2 separate regions of the Homo sapiens genome follow, and region 2 is linked to region 1. Evidence: read pairs that join two places in POLR2A ChIA-PET (ENCODE). Cell type or tissue: OCI-LY7. All regions are shown on one strand. Each heading gives the region's core, and the rest is flanking DNA. Links, peaks and the distances in the headings are about the cores only.

Region 1 (2,810 bases), core at 210-2,709:
GAACTCCCACAAGCCTGGTCAACATAGCAAGACTTCATCTCTACTAAAAAAAATTAAAAATTAGCCAGGTGTGGTGGCCCATATCTATAGTCTCAGCTACTCAGAAGGCTCAGGCAGGAGGATTGCCAGAGCCCAGGAGTTCAAGGCTGCAGTGAACCATGATCACAGCACTGCACTCCAGCCTGGGTGACAGAGCAAGACCCTGCCTCTAAAAAAAAAAAAAAAAAAAAACTGTGATGAACATTGATTAATTGTAGGTACACATATATTTTTTATTATCATCTATGCTTTTTCTCATTTATAAATGTCTCCAGATCTTTTTAAATTCTGTGAGCAGAACTTCATAGCTATTAGGTTAGGCTAAAACATAATTAATGCATAAGAGACAGAACCCAGTTCCATTGAATCCAAAGGTAAATTCTAAATATCCCACATTTATCTTTTTTCTTTTAAAAATTTATTTGCTAATTTTTCTTAGCGTTCCCTTCCCCCATTTATGCTAAGAATACCCAATGTACTTATACCAGCATCATTTATAATAGTAAGCAATTAGGATGATAGGCACACTATCAAATGATATTTGGAATGGTAAGTCTAATGAATGAAATTGTGTCAATAAAAATGTTAAATTTTAAGTGTGACATACAAAATTGTATATTATATATATATATATATATATTTTTTTTTTTTTTTTTTTTTTTTTTGAGACAGAGTCTCGCTCTGTCACCCAGGCTGGAGTGCAGTGGCACGATCTCGGCTCACTGCAACTTCCACTTCCCGAGTTCAAGTGATTTTCCTGCCTCAGCCTCCCGAGTAGCTGGGATTACAGGTGTGCACCACCATGTCCAGCTAATTTTTGTATTTTTGGTAGAGATAGGGTCTCACCATGTTGCCCAGGCTGGTCTCAAACTCCTGAGCACAAGCTATCCACCCGCCTCAGCTTCCCAAAATGCTATAATTACAGGAGTGAGCCATCATGCCCAGCCTAATATACAATGTTTATGGATGCCAAAGTATGTGTCAAAAGTATAAAATCAAGTGGTAGAATGGTAAATGCTGAGTTAATAAGAGCGATTTTGATATAATGATGAATATTGAGGTAGAAGAGAAATACAATCAATAGTACATGGGGTCTCAGTGGACTGACAATGCTTTCTCTTTTTAAAGGGAAGCAAATATGTGATAATGTTAAGATTTGAAAAAGCTGAATGATGGATGGATGTGTGTTCCTATATTAGTTTCTTGCTTATGTGCGTGAACCACTTCACAGTTTTTTGAATGTCATTTGTTAAAACTTCATATTCCATTGTGCTGGTCCTTTGAACTTTTTCACTTAGTCTATTGAAATCTAGAAAACAACATGCAGACAGAATTTTGGAAGTAGAAGGGAAGAAGATCCACACAAAGTGGGGACTTGAGAGATACAAGTTACAGTTAGCAGAACAGGAAGCAAATATTCATATATTAAGAAAATTACAAAGAGGAATTCAAGTAAATAAGTTACCTAAAATTACAATAGAGGAACTAAAAATAATGAGACATCCATATTGGGAGGGAGGAGGGTGTAAGTGAACTAAGTTCTCATCTATCAGAATAGGAAGGAAGTCCACAGATAAAGCCTGTCTGTCTGATAAATAAAGAAGTGGTGATATAACTGTATTATTTAGAGATAGGGAAGTAACCACCCAGAAGAATTTTTGAAACTGTAGCCGTTAAGAAGTCAGACTTGTTCTAGGGCTTGAGTGGAAGGTAACGGGGTGGGTTGGGGGTGGGAAGGACTGGCAAAGCTTTCTTACCTCTTACAATAAGCTCTTCAGCATTGTTGACTTTTTTGTAAATATGTGCGTGTACTGCCTTGGTCAAAAAATTTTTTTGAGGATAACACAATAGTAAAACCATCAGACCCCAGAAAATGTTCCTTTCTTCAATAATCTGACCTAGTGCTGTTTCACTTTTTTTTTTTTCTTGGAGATGGAGTTTCGCTCTTGTTGCCCAGGCTGGAGTGCAATGGCACGATCTTGGCTCACTGCAACCTCCACCTCCTGGGTTCAAGGGATTCTCCTGCCACAGCCTCCCGAGTAGCTGGGATTACAGGCGCCCACCACCATGCCTGGCTAATTTTTTGTATTTTTAGTAGAGATGAGGTTTCACCATATTGGCCAGGCTGGTCTCGAACTCCTGACCTCAGGTGATCCACCTGCCTTGGCTCCCAAAGTGCTAGGATTACAGGCGTGAACCACCGCTCCTGGCCCTATTTACTTTTTCTTCTTTTTTTTTTTTTTTTTACTAAGAAAGTGAAAGCATCAAAGAATCCCTATTCACTTCTTGACCTGTGTTGTATACTTGCTTATAAATTGTGTACATTTTCATCTTTTAATTGGTATCCTGGAATGACCCTTTTTCTTTCTGTTTTTCTTCCTTTTATATTTTGCCCTCTGCAAACATTTTAGAGTTGATTTTCTGTACAAAAGGTTGAAGACTGTTCACTTATGGAAAGCTTGTTTCTGATAGACACTTAAATGAAACAAAGAAGGCTTCTATAATTCAAATGGGTTTAAAACATGCCTATGACAAACAGAGACAGAAAGTAGATTTTGGCTGAGGGAGTGGGGGTGAACAGTAACTGCTAATGGGTTGCCGTCATGTTTTCTGGGGTGGGGGATGAAAACGTTTTGGAATTAAAAGAGTGGTGATGCTTACACATCTTTGTGAATATACTAAAATCCACTAAAGTGTACACTCTAAAGGAGTGAATTTTATGGCATGTGAAATATCTTAGCAAAAAAATGCCTATGAAAAATATTGCAAGG
Region 2 (2,810 bases), core at 108-2,607, 89 kb after region 1:
ACACTGCACTCCAGCCTGGCGACAGAGCAAAACTCCATCTCCAAAAAAAAAAAAAAAAAACAAACAAACAAAAAAAAAAAACTGGTTGAGGATGTAGAAATGTAGGAACTGAACAATAAATGCAGAATAGTGTTATCAAATTCTATTCTGTGTGTTATCTATGATAGCCACTAGAGAATATCAGAGATAAAACTAGTGGTTCCAGATTAGGGGCAGGTGAGACATAGGGTAAGCGTAACAGGTGACAAAGCAGAACACAGTGCTGCTGCAAGCTGGGAAATGGGATGTGTCAAGAACCAACAAATGATAGGATGTACCCACCAAAAAAACCACCTTGCATGAGATAGGGGAGTATAAATCCTGTAGAAAATGTCCTTAATTTGCCCCCTAAAAGGTACATTTATATCTCTAGGCCTCATTTGTTTAAGCAGCAAGCTACTGCATATGCAATTGTTATTAGGCTCCTTTTTTTGTTTGTTTGTTTGTTTGTTTGTTTTTGAGACAGAGTCTCACTCTGTCGCCCAGGCTGGAGTGCAGTGGTACGATCTCTGTAAGCTCCGCCTCCCGGGTGCACACCATTCTTCTGCCTCAGCCTCCCGAGTAGCTGGGACTACAGGCGCCCGCCACCACGCCCAGCTAATTTTTTGTATTTTTAGTAGAGACAGGGTTTCACCATGTTAGCCAGGATGGTCTTGATCTCCTGACCTCGTGATCCGCCCACCTCGGCCTCCCAAAGTGCTGGGATTACAGGTGGGAGTCACCGTGCCCGGCCTATTAGGCTACATTTTAAAAGGTAAATCTTGCAAAATCTAAAATACCTAGAGTGGTGCTTCACCTTGCTAAGTCTCCTTTATTGTGCTTTCAAGGGATTTGAACTGCAGTTCAATTATAACATAAAAGAGGTACTTTCAAAATCATGAATATATAGATGGTAAGAAGACCAGGCAGCCAAATCTCTCAGAAAATACTCATCTTGGAATGACCTTAACTTTAGGTCTCCCCTGCAGGAGTTTGCCTCGTTAATGTCTCCTTGGAGCAGCTTTTATCACTGAGACAGTATGACTTTTGAGGTCATTAAGTATAAGAGAAGAATGTTAAATACAAAATAGAAAAATTTGAAAAATATAGAGTCCACGAAACCCAGCATTAACATCTTAGCAAATGTTAGATAATATTTTTTTCAATAGAACTTATTTTTAAAAGCAATTTTAGGTTTACAGAAAATTGAACAGAAAATACAGAGCTCCCATATACTTCCTGCCCCCACACATGCACAACTTTCCTCACTACCAACATCCCGCACCAGATCAAGAGAGTATTTTTGTTTGTTTGTTTGTTTGTTTGTTTTTGAGATGGCGTCTCGCTCCGTAGCCCAGGCTGGGATTACAAGCATGAGCCACCACACCTGGCCATGTTTGTTTATTTATTATCTACTTCCTCCCTCTAGAATATAAGCTCTAGAAAGTCAGAGTCTTATTTGTTTTGTTTTGTTTTTGAGACGGAGTCTCACTCTGTCACCCAGGCTGGAGTGCAGTTGTGCAATCTTGGCTCACTACAACCTCCACCTCCCAGGTTCAAGCAATTCTCTCACCTCAGCTTCCTGAGTAGCTGGGATTACAGGTGCATGCCACCATGACCGGCTAATTTGTATATTTTTGGTAGAGATGGGGTTTCACCATGTTGGCCAGGCTGGTCTCAAACTCCGAACCTCAGGTGATCCACCCACCTCAGCCTCCCAAAGTACTGGGATTACAGGCGCAAGCCACTGTGCCTGGCCTGTTTTGCTTTTTGTTAGATATTTAGTGCCTTGAAGTTAAGGCCATTCTAAGATAGACTAGTACCTTCAGTAGAACATGACACACAGCGGGCACTCAAATATTTGTAGAGCCAATGAATATATCCTCCATATTGTCTAGTACAATGCTTGCTGGTCATAGAAGAGAGCACCAATAAATATGTTTTGATCAGTTGCCATATGAGGGCCCATGATAGAAAACAATACCTTTCAGACTTATGATATGTTTTGAGTTCTACAATATGTTTTAAGTTCTATAAAATTTTGCTCTTCAGAGTTACTAGGAATTACAGTGATACAAGCTTATAGTATAAAATTTTTAAGGTAGTAAATAATTTATCTACACGTTTGCACAAACCTGTATTGCAACACTTTCTTAAAAGTGTCCTGTGCATAAGAAGGCACTTTAATTTTTTTTTTTTGAGGCAGAGCAGAGTCTCACTTTGCTGTTGGGGCTGGAATATGGTGGCAGGATCTTAGCTCATTGCAACCCCTGCCTCCGGGTTCAAGCAATTCTCCTGCCGCAGCCTCCCGAGCAGCTGAGATTACAGGCATGTGCCACCATGACCCCCGGCTCATTTTTTTTTTTTTTTTGTATTTTTAGTAGAGACGGGGTTTCGCCATATTGGCCAGGCTGGTCTTGAATTCCTGCCGTCAAGCGATCTGCCTGCCTCGGCCTCCCAAAGTGCTGGGATTACAGGAGTGAGCCACCATGCTCAGTCTAAATATTTCTTAAAAATATTACGTCCATGAATGAACTTTGCTATTACCATGTCTTTTTGTGAACTTCAGGAGCAAAACCAGGCCCTTGCAGATTTGCCTGAACAAAAGGTCCCAGAGTCATCTTAGGATTTCTCAGGGGATGTAATTTTGGCCACAGAAGCAAGCCCTCTTCAAGAGAATCACGTCCTAGGAAGCACTGTCTCATTTGATTGAGAGTAGGTAGAGAGGTGAGATGTTTGTTTCTTGTACCCACCTAACACTTTCAGAAATAAACTAGACAAATTAAAACGGT

The links. ChIA-PET counts read pairs that join two places held together with the same protein. Peaks named below come from ENCODE experiments on the same cell type or tissue, not always from the same donor. Only the 100,000 strongest peaks of a DNase experiment are listed, where the experiment ranks them.
Region 2: POLR2A ChIA-PET joins it to region 1 with 7 read pairs; 6 of 35 experiments call an interaction of 5 or more read pairs at or near these places.

Annotation. Positions count from the first base shown.
Region 1 is chr2:113,862,180-113,864,989 of GRCh38, reverse strand. The region is part of intron 1 of ACTR3-AS1 (ACTR3 antisense RNA 1); the gene reads left to right. Among named protein-coding and RNA genes, the nearest start is that of ACTR3, 27 kb to the left of the region's middle. In OCI-LY7, for the core only: no CTCF peak of the experiment used is centred there; DNase peaks (open chromatin) are centred at 1,649 and 2,689; H3K4me3 peaks cover 1,832 bases; H3K27ac peaks cover 2,408 bases.
Region 2 is chr2:113,773,517-113,776,326 of GRCh38, reverse strand. No RefSeq gene overlaps it. Among named protein-coding and RNA genes, the nearest start is that of SLC35F5, 18 kb to the right of the region's middle. In OCI-LY7, for the core only: no CTCF peak of the experiment used is centred there; no DNase peak of the experiment used is centred there.